Regions from separate parts of the Homo sapiens genome. Here region 2 is linked to region 1. Evidence: read pairs that join two places in POLR2A ChIA-PET (ENCODE). Cell type or tissue: HepG2. All regions are shown on one strand.

Region 1 (8,000 bases):
TAACAAATCAATAGCAATATAGAGGGTTTGCAACAGAGACTATGAGAAGAGAAGGCGGAGAGAGAAACTTCAATCTTTTGAGAAATTATATTTTTAAAGAGAGCCAGGCTGGGCGCAGTGGCTCACGCCTGTAATCCCAGCACTTTGGGAGGCCACGGCGGGCGGATCACCTGAGGTCAGGAGTTTAAACCGGCCTGACCAACATGGCAAAACCCTGTCTCTACTAAAAATAACAAAAGTTGGCTGGGCGTTGTGGTGTGTGCCTGTAATCCCAGCTACTGGGGAGGCTGAGGCAGGGGAATTGCTTGAACCTGGGGGGCGGAGGCTGCAGCGAGCTGAGATCGCGCTACTGTGCTCCAGCCTGGGAGACAGAGCAAGACTCAGTCTCAAAAAAATAAATAAGTGAAAATAATAAAAATAAAGACAGCAAAGAATTGAGCAGTGGCTGGATTGGGCTACAGGATCAAGGGTGGATAAGAGGCGAGAAGTAACAGTGTGTTTGTGTGCTGGTGGGGCTACCCAGGAGGGGTGGGTCCAGGAGGGATCCAGGAGTAGTGGGATCTGGTGATCGGGGACAGTGAGTGGACAGCTTTAGATACAGTGTCTTTCAGTAGGCAAGAGAGGATGGGATGCTGGGCCTAGGCAGGAGAGTCAGCCTGAAGGGGAGCTGTGTTCATGTGTCAGGGGGACAGAGCTGGAGAAGGGGACTCTTCCCCAAGGTGGTGACAGCCTGAGCCTCTGGGCCCTGCCCTGTGGCCAGGCCTCCAGAGAATGGGGCAGCTTGGGCAGGATTCTCCCCAGTCTCTGAGACTCCTGTGCCCCTGTTCTTCTCCAGGTCTTTGTCTCAAGATAATTCAAGTTAATCATGGGAAGCTATCCCATGATAAGAGGCTAGAACAAGAGTGCTGCTGTATAATTTTTCTATTTTTTTTTTTTTTAACATTTAGGGATTTGTTTCAGCCTTTAAAATAAGCAGATAAGGATTGAAAACACAGATAAGGATAAAAAAACAGATAAGAGGCTGAGCACGGTGGCTCATGCCTGTAATCCCAGCACTTTGGGAAGCCAAGGCAGGCAGATCACTTGAGGTCAGGAGTTCAAGACCAGCCTGGCCAACCTGGTGAAACCCTGTCTCCACTAAAAATACAAAAATTAGCCGGGTGTGGTGGCGCGACCCTATAGTTCCCAGCTACTTGGGAGGCTGAGGAGGAGAATCACTTGAACCCGGGAGACGGAGGCTGCAGTGAGCTGAGATTGCACCACACTGCACTCCAGCCTGGGGAACAGAGTGAGACTCCATCTCAATAAAACAAACAAACCAGAAAAGATTTTTAAAACATAGTTCACGGAAAAGGAAATGGCTCTTAAACATAATTTCCCACAAGAGAAGTAAGTATACATTCAAACTACGCTGAAATACCCATTTTCTCCAAATTGGCAAAGTTCAGAAAATTTGCTAACAGATTGCATTGGTAGGGGTGTGGGTAAGTGCACTCTCATTCATTGCCGGTGGCTGTGTAAATTGGTACAAACCTTATGGAAGGCAACTTAGCAATATTTATCAAAATTACAGGTGCACAAAGGATTGGGCAATTTCTCCTCTAGGACTTTTTAACTTATCAGAAAAATCAAGTATACACAAGGTGATTCGTGGCAGCCTTGTAACAGCAAGAAGATTGGGAAGGCTGGAAACAACTTAAGTGACTATGGGTGGGGGACTGGCGGAATAAATACGGTATTTCTATACAATGGAAATCATGTTGTAATCCAAGAAAACAGAAATGTTCTTTATGCGGCTGCTTACAACTCACCGATCCCAACCAGTTAACAGATTTCTTTGCTCCTTCTCCACTCCCACCGCTTCACTTGACAAGCCTTTAAAAATAAAAAATAAAAGAAAGGTCATGTGCTGATAAGGAATGATCTCCAAGACAAAGTGAAAAATGCAAGGAAGTACTAAGCTAGAATCTTTGTAAAAAATAAAAAGAGAGGCTGGGTGTGGTGGCTCACGCCTGTAATCCCAGCACTTTGGGAGGCCAAGGCGGGCAGATCATTTGAGGCCAGGAGTTCGGGACCAGCCTGGCCAACATAGTGAAACTCTGTCTCTACTAAAAATACAAAAAATAAAATTAGCCAGGCATGGTGGCACACACCTGTAATCCCAGCTACTTGGGGGGCTGAGCTAGGAGAATCGCTTGAACCCGGGAGGTGGAGGTTGCAGTGAGCCAAGATTGGGCCACTGCACTACAGTCTGGGTGACAGAGCAAGACTCCATCAAAAAAAAAGAAAAAAGAAAAGAAAAAAGAGGGGTGGAGAGTAAATATACAGGTATATATGTAATTGCCAACACACATACATATAATTTGACAAATTGTATTTTAAAGAAAGCAAAGAATTGAGCAGTGGCTGGATTGGGGTACAAGATCAAGGGTGGATTGAGAATTGAGATGAGAAAAATAACAGTGTGTTTGTGTGCTGGGTTGAGGGGCTGCCCAGGAAGGGTGGACCCAGGAAGGATGGGATCTGGCCTATTTTATATATATATAAATGTGTGTGTGTGTGTGTGTCTTCCTGGAAAAAAATACACAAGAAACCAGGGTGGGGAACTGGGTAGTTGAATGACAGAGTGGGCGGGAGGAGAGAGATAAGGCAAGCTAAGTAGAAACAAACACAGACGGTAAGAGATAGCATTTAACAAACAGCACTCCACACCGCCTACTTCCTGTTCCCTTCCCAATACTACTACCTCTCCTCTTCCAGATAGACGCGTTTCAGGAATTCCACCTATAAAGTCTGAAGGGCATTTAAACTCCACTCAGTAATTTGACCATCAACTAGGCTAAGTGGGCAAGAGGTGTGCTGGGGTGAGAGCCCCTGGGCACACGGGTATGTTTTTTCTGCTTGAGATGGAGATGGAATTACCAGCTCAGGAGACAGTTTACAACCAATGATGCCTCATTCCTGTTTTCAGTCTGTTGGCATTTTAAAAATATTATACATTTTTACTTTCAAACACTAAGAGCCACCGACACTGTCTTTGGTCATTTGTGAGAACGCTGTTGATATGATAACTAGATTAACAGAAAAAAGCTGAGGGTCAAATGTGAGCTGATGAAAAGTTGACAGGATGTCTCCCTTCCCCTAATACCTCCGCTTTTATTAACATCATGGATGTCATCTTCTTTTTTTTTTTTTTTGAGACGGAGTCTCGCTCTGTCACCCAGGCTGCAGTCCAGTGGAGCAGTCTCGGCTCACTACAACCTCCGCCTCCCAGGTTCAAGCCATTCTCCTGCCTCAGCCTCCCAGGTAGCTGGGATTATAAGTGTGAGCCACCACGCCTGGCTAATTTTTGTATTTTGAGTAGAGACGGAGTTTCACCATGTTGGCCAGGCTGATCTTGAACTCCTGACCTCGTGGTCCACCCAAAGTGATCACTCCTGACCTTGCCCTCTCAAAATGCTGGGATTACAGGCGTGAGTCACCGCGCCCAGCAGATGTCATTTTCTAAAATAAGACAATGGTTGAAGTGTGTGGCCGCTAACTCCTGTGCTGAGCGCACTGGGATGGACCGGTGGGGGAAGCCTTTGCTCAGCCCTGGACCACCAAGGTCTCTGCCGGGCTGCTCTCCCCTCGGCCTGCTTGCGTGTGCAAGTCCACGGGCACACGTCCTGCCTTCATGTCTTGGACTTTAAACACCCTGGGCAGCTGGCCAGGCCTTGGTTTTGTTTGCAGAGTTGCCTAATCTAATATTGGTATTTAGCAAACAAAGCCCAAACAAGGGAGAAGTAGGCCCCTCTTGCCTCTTCTGAGCTTCCAGGGCTCTCCAGTGGACCCAAGAAGCACCGTGAGATGCCCCACAGTTTCATGGCCAAATAAAGAAACTTGAGTCAACCTTCTCTGTGGTTAACAGGGAATCCTCAGAGCGGGTGTTTTGGGTCCAGGCCACCCCATGCAAGGAATCCTGCTAGGAGAAAATGGGTCACTCCTAGTGGGGCTGGCCTGGGGCAGACTGTGGGGTGAAGAGGGCTGGCCATGTGCCCCTGACGCCCCTTCCTCAGATGCCCGCTGCTCCCCCGCATCGTAGAGCCCGTGGGTCTTGCATTCTTGCGGCGGCAGCTCCCCCGTCTTCTCACAGCTCCTGGCTCCCTCCTGTCATCCAGATGTGTGTTCCACGGAGCTCTAAAATTAAACAGATGCATCTGATAGCGACCTGCCCTTCACCCAGCAAGACACTCCCGAAGCACCAAAGCCCGTAGGTGGGCATCATCATGGTGGCCATTTGGGCCATGGTTGGAGATCCTGGAGGGCCTGGAGCAGAGGGGCCTTCCCTTCCCACAGGGCTCCGACCAAACCCGCGTCCCCTGGCATGGCTGGTTCAGTTCCAACCCTTGTGCCCTTTGAGATCACCTCCAGCCCGCGCTGGAAAGTCCACTCACCCGCCCTCCTGAGGAGCTCATGCGTATCCCAGGCTGCCACAGATGGTGACGCTGGGGAAGAAAGGCAGGTCATGGGCTTGGGCCACAGCTGCTTCTCGTGGACTGGACGGAGCAGGTGACGTGTCGGCCAGGAAGGAGGAAGGAGGCCCTCTCGGCCACGGACAGGCTCCAGGCTCCTCACATCAGGACCCAGGCCCTGCCCTCCCCGAGGGCCCAGGATCCAGACGCTTCCAAAAGTGCTCTCCTTGCATTTCCTGACCCGCCTCTACCGTGCTGTCCAATCTGACAGCCACCAGCTACAGCGGCGATGGAGGCGATGGAAATGCGCCTATTTGGAGTTGAGCTGTTCTGTAAGTGTGAAACAGGCACCACATTTCAAAGATTTAGTGCAAAATCACAACATAAAGCATCTCATTAACAATGTTTTCTAATGATTATACATTACATGATAATGTCTTGGACATATTGTCTTTAATTATTAAAATTAACTTTCCATTTCTTTTTCCTTCTTAAAAAATGGGTCACCTAGAAAATTTTATTTTTATTTCTTTTTATATTTATTTATTTATTTATTTATTATTTTTTGAGATGGAGTTTCACTCTGTCACCCAGGCTAGAGTGCAATGGCGCAATCTCGGCTCACTGCAACCTCCGCCTCCCAGGTTCAAGCAATTCTCCTGCCTCAGCCTCCCGAGTAGCTGGGATTACAGGTGTGTGCCACCACACCTGACTAATTTTTCTATTTTTAGTAGAGACGGGGTTTCACCATGTTGGTGAGGCTGGTCTCAAACTCCTGACCTCATGATCTGCCAGCCTCAGCCTCCCAAAGTGCTGGGGTTACAGGCGTGAGCCACCATGCCCAGCCTATTTATTTTTATTTTTTAGTGACAGGGTCTTGCTCTGTTGCCGAGGCTGGAGTGCAGTGGTTCGATCTCAGCTCACTGCAGCCTCTACCTCCTGGGCTCAAGAAGCCTCAGCCTCCCTAGTAGCTGGGACTACAGACATGTGCCACGATGCCCAGCTCATTTTTTTTTTTTAATTTTTAAAATAGAGACAAGTTCTCACTATGTTTCCCCAGCTGGTCTTGAACTCCTGAGCTCAAGCAATCCTCCCGCCTCAGCCTCCCAAAGTACTGGGATTATAGGTGTCAGCCACTGCTCCCAGCCTAGACAATTTTAAATTACATGTGTGACTTGCATTGTTTCTTTGTTTTTCTTTTTGGATACAGAGTCTTGCTCTGTTGCCCCGGCTGGAGTGCAGTGGCACCATCTCACTCACTGCAACGTCCTGGGATTACAGGCATGCATCGCCATGCCCAGCTCATTTTTATATTTTTAGTAAAGATAGAGATGGTGTTTCGCCATGTTGGCCAGGCTGATCTCAAACTCCTGGCCTCAAGGGATCCGCCTGCCTCGGCCTCCCAAAGTGCTGGGATTCCAGGAGCCCGGGTGACTTGCATTATTTCTATGGGACAGCGCTGGTCCACTTGGTAACGGTGGAAGCCATATTTCTCAGAATCCACTTCCTGTAGGTCTCAGGGCAGAGTTGTCAAGAGGGAAGGCACCCGTGATTTGAGAGGCAAAGGTGAGGCTGGCCTTGCTGACCAACACTGACCCCAGGCCGACCCCAGGCCCACCCCAGACCCACCCCAGACCCTTTGCTGCAAACTCACAGAAGACACCTCCCAAAGACGCCCACCCCAGCCCCCTCGGCAGTCCTCCTTGCCCTCCACCCCCGCCACAGCTGGGTGAGGCCTGACTCCTAGAATACATCCTTTATTCCACGACAGACCTCATGGTTCTGGCTCCCTGTTGAACCCCGTCTGATCCCCACCTCTCCTGGGCCTCTGGAGGCCGCATCCAACACAGCTGAGAAGGTGAAGGTTAAGGTCTCAAAATACAGCCGGCCGCAGCTCAACAGCAAGAGGCCTCCTGCCCAGGCCTCTAGGGTTCCATTTCCTCTCCTTCTGCCCACCACCCCTGGCTATTCTCTCTCCCCTTCACTACCCACTTCCCCTCCTCTCCTCCCTGTCTGCTGGCTCCTTCCTTCCAGTCCACAAGCAGCTCAACTCCCTGCTGCTTTTAAAACACCAACATGGCAAAAACCAAAACCACCCTCCCTCCCACAGTCAAATTTTAAAGATACATCTACACTCCCTTCTTCACCTTTGGATCCTATTTCAACACCAGGGACTGGCTTCTGGCCCACATCCCAGAGCCGCCAGGGACAAGGCCACCAGTGGCCTCATTTCCCAATCCCCGGCCTCTTTTCAGTCTTGCTCCACATGACCTCAGAGCAGAGGTGGTCACTAGTCCCTCCTCCTCTGCCCTTTTCCCCATGACACCCCCTTTGTCATCCCCATCACTGACCCTTCCTGGATCCTCCTCCCCTGGCAGTTCTTACGTTGACATTTCCCAGGGTGCTGGCCTTAGACCCCTCATTTTATGCCCCCTCTGGGTAAGGCATTCACGCCAGGACTTATTTAAACTACTGTCTCCCCCGTCTCTACTAAAAACACAAAAATTAGCCAGGCGTGGTGGCACATTTCTGTAGTCGCAGCTACTCAGGAGGCTGAGGCAGGAGAATCGCTTGAACCTGGGAGGCAGAAGTTGCAGTGAGCTGAGATCGCAGCACTGCACTCCAGACTGGGCAGCAGAGTGAGACTCTGTCTCCAAAAAATAAACAAACAAACAAACTAACAAACTACTGTCTCCAAAAGAATGACTCCCCCATCTCTACCTTTCTAATGCTGCTAACTGGATGCTCTGCAGGGCCCCATGTTCAATGTGTCCAAAGTGAAACCCGTCACCTAAGATGGCCTCCCAGTTCTCTTTTTTTTTTTTTTTGAGATGGAGTCTCATTCTGTTGCCCAGGCTGGAGTGCAGTGGCGCGATCACGGCTCACTGCAACCTCTGCCTCCCAGGTTCAAGTGATTCTCTTGCTCAGCCTCCTGAGTAGCTGGGACTACAGGCGCCTGCCACCATGTCCAGCTAATTTTTTGTATTTTTAGTAGAGACGGGGTTTCACCGTGTTAGCCAGGATGGTCTTGGTCTCCTGACCTTGTGATCCACCTGCCTCGGCCTCCCAAAGTGCTGGGATTACAGGCGTGAGCCACCGTGCCCGGCTATCTCCCAGTTCTCTATCTCAGGGAGCAGCCAAGGCCGGAGGCACCTTTACTCATTTAGGTCACTGGCTTCCTGTTCTCAAAGAGAAAATCTCTCTCTGCTCACTCCCATTCATGCCTCTTCACACCACTAACTCTTTTTTTAAAGCTTAGCTTGGCCATTACCCTCCTTTCACTCTGCATGATTCTGAGCTCCTCTAGGTGGCTTTGTGTGTCAGCAGTTTGTGGGTTTTCATTGCTGCGTAGTATTCCAACCTTATGGTATACTATAGTTTGTTTATCATAAAATGAATTGGAAAGTGCTTTCTTCTCTAGTGTGGATTTGTGTAGGGTTGATAGTAATTTTTCCTTGAGTGGAATTCACTCAAGTGAAGCCATCTGGGCCTGGATTTTTTGTGTAGGGGAAGGTTTTTAATTAAAAATTTAATTTCGTTAATAGA
Region 2 (8,000 bases), 130 kb after region 1:
ATTGCTCAATTAAAGCCCTTCTTTTGTAATACCCCAATGCTCTAAATGGAAAAAGGACTGCTGTAGGCCACCTCATGAAACCGTTTAAAGGCTCCTGGCCTCTTTTGATCTTTAAAAAAAGCCAAAAACACGTATAAACTACCTGGCATTTTCAGTATCACTCGGCCACTTTCTAACACGCAAACTTGAGAGAATGGAGAGAATGGGGAGTCAGGCAGGAATGCTGTGCTTTGGTCTCTGCATTTGTGAAATGGGACTATTATCTCCCCATTCTTCCACCGCAGAGTAAGGAATCCAATTGAGATAGCAGATGTGAAACTGCTTTCAGTCCTTTTGAACAGACACTATATCTGGCAACAATGTACCCTCAGTGTAAACCTGAAGAGACTTCCCTCTGAGATTTCTGACAGTCTCACTTCTGGCCTGGAGTCAGAAGAATCAAGATAATTATTCCTTCAATACCAAAGACGTGGTTTACCTTTTAGTCAGGCTCTCGTGACTCCTGTTCAGGGACAGGACTCCATTTTCTAAGCACACACTTTTAGCCATTATATATTCATCTAAAAGAGCATAGTACCCTTCTAAGAGCTACTAATAAAGGCATATTACTCTGTTAGAAAACTCTTTGAATAAATGACATTATTTTATGAGTCCCAGACTCCACTAGGAGACTCAAGACACAGTAAAATGTGACTCCCACAAGCTGAGAATTTAACTCTTTAGTCCCAATTCCCCGCACCCTGCTGGAAACATTAACTTACTACACTCGGCGTGCCCCCTACACACCTCATCACATGGCTGCTCCATGTAATTGTTTCACAATGATTTGAAAAATGCCCTGAAAATGTTCCTTCAATTCAGTGCCAGATGAAACATTCAACTGAAATGATTTCGTTGATTGTATGCCGAGCGCACACACAACCATCATGTAACTGGGGGGGGCTGGAGCTACTTCAACTGCAGAAAATCAGACTGCTTTTCTCAGTCTGGGGAGTTTTCTGCTGGGAGCAATTTGAAGGGAATAGTGAGGTGTCTGTGTTTCTTAGTAAGATGATTTTAAAAACAAGAAGTCCTCAACCCTCAGGAAATGCTTCACATTGGTTTGCTGGGCAAGTGCCAAGTGCTCTGGGTGAATATATACTTTATCAAACAAACCCATTCCAAAGGTCACACAAGTCAAGTGGATACTTGTGGATATTAACAAGATAGTGGTTTTCCCATGGTTTTCCCCTCACTCCCATGCTAACTATAAGTATCTTTAATCTCCTGGGAAACATGAAATTAAAGCGAATGAAGCAGACAGGGCAGTGAGTGAAGGGCACGCTGCACTCTTCCAGAGATGGCTGCAAGAGCCATTCCTGCTCCAGGTCCCCACCAGCACTCCCTGTGGCTTGGCCCCAGTTTGCCACCCCAATGCTGTCACCCTTGCCCTACCCTTACCCAAATGTGATCTGATGTTGACCAGACTACTGTCTCATTACCTGTGTGTCAATTTTAGAAGCTGTGAGTTGGCAGACACGGCCACATGAGGCCCACACATGTGTTTTGTTAGGCCCACAAGGTTTAAAAAAACCAAAAAACTTGAATTGGTTGCCAATGTTTAAAAACCAGGAGATTCCACATAAAAATCCAGATTTCCGGTTTCTCTTTAAAAATCTGAAGATCTGGCAACACCAGGTTCACATTCCTCCATGACAGCAAGCGGCTGGAGCGGGTTGTGGCGGCCCCTTCAGATGGAGCAGGCACTCCTGGTTGGGCAGACACGACACCACCCCGGTGTGCAGCTCCACTCGCTGCATCGCCAGCGCAGCTCCTGCGGGCATCTACGTTAGGACCCTAGACTTACTTCTTATCTGCTCATATCTCTAGCTGTTTCTGCGCAGCAAGATGACTATCTTGTAGCATCTTAGAGGAGGCAGCATGGGGCAGTGAGAAGAGTCCTCGACTGGTGGTTAGTAGGAAGATGGAGGTCTTGAGTATTATCTTTAAGTGCAACAGAATGAAAAACCAGAACCAATGGGTCCAAGCTGCAGGGGGCTGACTTTGACTCAAACTAAGGAAAGACTTTCTAACACCCCTGGATCCACTCCTGCTCCTATCACTTCCTAGCCACACAGCCTTGACTGACAAAACACTTTGAACTTCAATTTCCCTGTCTACCAAGCAAGTACATCACTGAGGACTCACAGGTCTAAAATTCTCTGGTTCCTTATGTTCTATGGGGAAGCATAGTATAGTGAAAAAAAAAATAGACTTTAGAGTCAGACAGGCTTGGATTTGAATCCCAGCTTTCTTCCTTGATGAAGATAAACTTTATGGCTGAAAATGAAGACGGTGTTCAGGCTGTGTCTAGTAAGTAGTCATCAAGATGGTCTAAGGGCTTCATCCTGATGTGGTGGTAGAGAAGGCCATATCCCAGTGGGTAAGTGGGCTGAGTCGACTTTAAACACTCCTAGTAGACAATCCTAGTGACAATCATTCAAAAAGAGGTGGATACTTAGGAAGAGAGAAGTAGGAAGGTGAGCAGGCCTCGGGCACAAAAAGAAGATGCTGTCTTGACTGCTTTTTCTCTTGATCCTGGACACAACTTTAGGAAAAAGGCTTTTATCTCACTGAGGTAAGCCAGGAGCTAAACAGAGAGCAAATGGGTTTTACAGAATTATCTGTGAATCTCTTGAGCTACTCCTTGATCTTCGGCAATGTCGTATTTAAGTTTCGTTTTTTTTTTTTTTTTAAAGACAAATACACGTAAGTCAATAAACCTTCTGAAAAAGGAAATCTGTAAAAATAAAATGTCTGCTATGAATGATGATGAGGGACAAAAAAAAAAGCACACACACACACAACAACAAACAACAAATAGTAAACACACTCATTCTTTTCCAAGGAAAAATCATCTAAAAAAATTTACCCAAATAGCAGCTCACCTTAAGATCCAATGGGAGCTTGTTGGAGGTGAACACACTTAGCTTGATCTGAGGAATGCTGATTTTGAGATTTTCAAAGTAGTATCGAATTGGTGTTCCACCTTGCTCAGCTGTCTTTTCATGGAGGTTTTCATCATATTTTTCCACCTCTGGTACAAAGGAAGAATTAAAAAAACAAAAAAGAATTTCTTAGTCTCATGATCCACAGAATCCACTTTGTATTCACATAGAAAAAAATCATCAAAAAAAGGAAACCATCTATCACTCTCGATTTAGTTTGTGAGGGTACAGTGACGTGTATAGTATTCTGATGCCATTCTTTGTAAGAGTAGATCTGTTTTGTGTTGTTTATCAAAAAAGAAGACTAGCATGTTAACTTGTGACTCCATACCATCCAACAGATGTCATCTTTGGAAAAAATCATCCAGATGGAAAAGCCAAAGGCCACAGGTGTATTTGTTAGCAATGTTATTATCAATGACCCAGATTATCTAAATTTATTTTCCTAGGATCATATCCAAATAAGGTCTTGGAGTGCAGTGTAACTGAATCAAAATGGATATCACCAATTCACGAATCTGAGTGAAACATAAATGCCTGAAAAAGAATCAGGCTGCGGGCTGTAAAGACGTAATATCACTACAAGCAGCGCCCTGTCTCCCAAATGGTGGACATCCATTTAAATAGGACAATCAAGGCAGATTTTTTACTTGCCATCTCATGAAATAAAAGGAGTAGCAGGAGTAGCATGGGCTACAACACAGCAATGTGCTCTTTGCACTTGATGCTGTATGCACATCCAACTGGGCAGCATATTTTGCCTTGGCTTCACGTGCCTTGGAAATAAAACCAGAGAGCTGGCACATACCTACTTATCAAACACATTTATGTTGTAAGCTATCATCAGTGCTACTTACAGAAAAATGATACTGCAACAGAGACCTGCCCATTTATGCTGAGGAAGCAGAAACAGCTACAGACAGGATGGCAGGTACTTTAAGGAGCAGCAGGACTGGGCTTGTGGACCTGAGGGCTGCATGCTGCCTCTGTCCCATCCCATCAGCACTGGTGACAACATACCAAAAACATGGGAAGCAACCCCTTAGTCAGCTCCCACTTCAGTGAAAGGCAGGCAAGGATTTTACAAAAGTCTAAATCCATGCTTGAGGAGAAATTTATTACAGCAACTTATAAGAAAATTTACAAGAAAAGCATGTCGAATCAAATTTAAAGTAAAACTTCCCAGGAAGGTACCAAAACAGAATGGATACCTGGCAGGCAGGCTCCCAAGTGGCTGTCTGAATACAAATAAACACTGGCGTTCCAACCCAAAGTGGAAAACACAGCATTAAACAGACAGGATCTTGCTCTTGATCCCAAATACTCTTAAAGCTTAAATTCTAAATCTGGGATAAAAAGAACAAAAATATTTTTCTTGCATTGTGTGTATGTATGTACATGTGTACACACATTCCCAGTGATTTTTTTCTCTAGCCAACATGGGCAGATAAACATAAAAGCCTCTTTCTTATCATTTCTTCAGGCTCAATATTTAGTTTAGGCTTCAAAAGACTGAGTATTACTGACTTTTTTCTAAGCTGTATACACAGCCATGAAAAGCCCATCTAAGAGCGGAAGGAAAGGCTGTGATGAGGAATCGAAAAGAAGCAACAGCTCAATTATTTCTGTAGCACTGCTGGAAACCTGGGCTTTTCAATAGCTTATCTTACTCTCTTCTACAAAGAAGAGAGTAAATAAGCAGAAACCTTTGTAATTACAAAAAGGCACAAGGGTTTGGATGTCAAAAGTTAATGAATTGAGGCTAGCCAATTTTATTTTCTCAACTAAACCAAAGGAACTGCCAAAGGGATTTCTGATTCTTGGCCTGGAGTCTGTTTAAGAAACAAAGGTTAGGAAACAAAATGGTTTGCTAAATGACTAATATCATTTCTGTCATCCTAGAGCAGATGAATCAAAAAAATGCAAAGCAAAGAGGAATAGTATACTGCTTCCCAAAGGTATACCACTGGATACTCCAGGATTCCAGAAGACCCTCTGAATGGCTCCTTTAGTTCACAGAGATAACTCAGACAACAAGTAATACTTTGAAAAAGCACAACTGAAACACAAGCCTTAGCTTCCTAGCTCAGGCTGAGATGTGGAAAGGGAGCCTATCAGACACCAAGGGGCTACCTATTTTTACAAACAGACTCAAAAATACCATCTTTGGACCAATTCCCAAACACAGACATAGAACATTCAACATTACCTGATTCTGCTTGATCGTAGCCAAAGAAACTTAGCAGCTTGAGGAGCAGTTTCTCCTCAATTTGCACTGTGAATCTCTGAGCTGTGATCATCAGATGCTAGAGATAAAGAAATTCTGATTTAAAGTGTGAACACCAGAAGGAACATTCATCTGTGCTATTAAGAAGGCCTCAATGACATGGTATGCTTTCATTAATCATGTGGCTTTATAACTATAATGCCAAATTATTTCTGGGTTATCTCTCTCTATATTGTTATGATTAACTAAAAACTCCAAAAGATGTTTAATAGATGGTTTGCCATTCTATTGTTTGGTTCCCAGGCAATCTGGGCCTCATTAGTCAGGATTCCAGCCTCAGATGCACTGTGGTGGATGAACTTTATGGTGTGTGCTCAGATGGATGGCAGCTAATTTAAGGAGCAGCATGGCTGGGCTTGTGGATCCGAGGGCTACAGGCAGGCTTGGTCCCATCAGCACTGGTGATAAAGGACCAGAAATATGGGAAGCAACCCCTGGTTGGCTCCCACTTTTCCAGAGTTTGCTGCTGGAACAGCTAGCTTGTGCGTGGAGACTCCTCCAAGAAAGAAAGTTTATCATTTGTAACTATCTGCTTTTGGTAAACAGTGTGGTAACTTAGGTAGCAGCACGTCTGTCTCAAGGTCAGACCCATCATAGCCCTTTCCCAATATTTCAGGGTTATTGTGTGTGTGTGTGTGTGTGTGTGTGTGTGTGTGTGTGTGTGCGCGCGCGCAGGTGCACATCTCACTCTATCACCCAGGCTGGAGTGCAGTGGTGTGATCGTGACTCGCTGTAGCCTCGAACTCCCAGGCTCAGGACCTCCCACCTCAGCCTGCTAAGTAAGTAGTTGGGACCACAGGTGCTTGCCACCAGGTCCAGCTAATTTTTGTATTTTTTATAGAAATGAGGTTTCACCATGTTTCCCAAGCTGGTCTCAAACTCCTGGGCTCAAGAGATCCACCCGCCTTAGCCTCCCAAAGTGCTGAGATTACAGGTGAGAGCCAGTGAGCCCAGCTGGGGTTATTCTATTTTTAATAATAGATCTGGATCATGCCTGGTCCTGACCTATCTAGAAGATGCTATACTTTCCTACAGTGACTTCACTCTGATGAATATGGACTCTGGCCTATATGGACTCAGTACCATCAAACTGTCACCTGCAAGGTCACTGAAAACACAACTGAGAAGGAGGAGTTCCTGTCAATTCCTCCAAACAATCTATTATGTCACATGTGGTTTAACCCTGCAGAGCTATTCCCATCAGCACCCGGCACTGCTGCTCTGAGACTTGGCTGTGAGAGAACAAATCAACGTTCCAGCATGGCATCAACCCACCAGCCTCCTCCACCAGCCCACCTTGTAGATGTTGGTCAGTGCACTCTTACTGGGGAACTTCACTGCGTTGACTTGCACAGCTGGGCCGGTCTCGATGACCTCATTCTCATTGCTCAGGGGAGTCACATAGAGCATGAAGGGCTGCGTGGTACCAATGAGCTGATTGTCCACCTACGGCCATGGAAAGGTAGCAAAGCAAAAACAAAAACAGACCAGTGGCTCAGTTTTCATTTTTACGCTTGAGTGGGGCCTCATAATGCGCAGGTTGCTCAGAAAGTACCCTTGTCATTTCACTCGATCTCAATAGCAGTTCACAAAAGGGCAGTCATAATAAAGTAAGCAGTCATAATAACAGATGCTAAATTTCATTAGGGGAGTGCTTTTCTAAGAGAATAGGTTTTGTTTTCTCACCTCAAAAAAATAAGTATGTGAGGCAATACATATATTAGCTCAATTTAGCCATTCCACAACATAAAAATATTTCCAAACATCATGTTGTACACGATGAATATATACATATTTTTTTGTTTTTCTGAGACAGTTTCACTCTTGTTGCCCAGGTTGAAGTGCAGTGGCGGAATCTTGGCTCACTGCAACCTCTGCCTCCTGGATTCAAGCGATTCTCCTGCCTCAGCCTCCTGAGTAGCTGGGATTACAGGCATGCACCACTATGCCCGGCTAATTTTATATTTTTAGTAGAGACGGGGTTTCTCCATGTTGGTCAGGTTGGTCTTGAACTCCTGACCTCAGGTGATCTGCCCACCTTGGCCTCCCAAAGGGCTGGGATTACAGGCGTGAGCCACCGCACTCAGCCAACTATACACAATTTTTATTCATTGGTTAAAAAATCAACTACTGGCCAGGCGCAGTGGCTCACACCTGTAATCCCAGCACTTTGGGAGGTTGCGGCAGGCGGATCACGAGGTCAGGAGTTTGAGACCAGCCTGGCCAACATGATGAAACCCCGTCTCTACTACAAATACAAAAATTAGCTGGACGTGGTCGTGGGCCCCTGTAATCCCAGCTACTCAGGAGGCTGAGGCAGGAGAATCACTTGAACCCAGGAAGCAGAGGTTGCAGTGAGCCGAGATAGCGCCACTGCACTCCAGCCTGGGTGACAGAGAGAGACTCCGTCTCAAAAAAAAAAAAAAAATCAACTATTTGAAAAAAGTAATTTTTTAAGTCCACAACCTGCTGAATGAAACAAAAAATTTAATTAAAAAAATAAAACAGGTGATACTATGTGCGAAGCTCCATGCTAGCCACTTCATATGCATGATCCCAAGTCACATCATACCTGTAACGCTGGTGGTTAAACTAAGGGTTTGCTGCCATCCTTATGACAACTTCATGAGCTCTGTCCTTATATCACAGAGGAAGAAGCTGAGAAGAGAGGCCCTTGCTTCAGGTCACACTGCTGGTCAGTGGCAAAACTAGAACTTGAATCTCGG

Evidence for each region. ChIA-PET counts read pairs that join two places held together with the same protein. Peaks named below come from ENCODE experiments on the same cell type or tissue, not always from the same donor. Only the 100,000 strongest peaks of a DNase experiment are listed, where the experiment ranks them.
Region 2: POLR2A ChIA-PET joins it to region 1 with 33 read pairs; 4 of 35 experiments call an interaction of 5 or more read pairs at or near these places.

Annotation. Positions count from the first base shown.
Region 1 is chr1:12,524,229-12,532,228 of GRCh38, reverse strand. It overlaps LINC02766 (long intergenic non-protein coding RNA 2766), which reads right to left and starts at 6,676. Exons shown (of 3, transcript NR_187319.1): 1 at 6,602-6,676; 2 at 4,437-4,784; 3 at 3,137-4,179. In HepG2, no CTCF peak of the experiment used is centred here; DNase peaks (open chromatin) are centred at 2,678, 3,648, 6,308 and 6,678; H3K4me3 peaks cover 628 bases.
Region 2 is chr1:12,398,901-12,406,900 of GRCh38, reverse strand. VPS13D (vacuolar protein sorting 13 homolog D) reads right to left here. Exons shown (of 70, transcript NM_015378.4): 61 at 6,571-6,720; 62 at 5,197-5,293; 63 at 2,928-3,076. Among named protein-coding and RNA genes, the nearest start is that of SNORA59A, 100 kb to the left of the region's middle. RefSeq lists a silencer at 1,051-1,345. In HepG2, a CTCF peak has its summit at 754; DNase peaks (open chromatin) are centred at 200, 750, 1,150 and 4,480; H3K4me3 peaks cover 608 bases.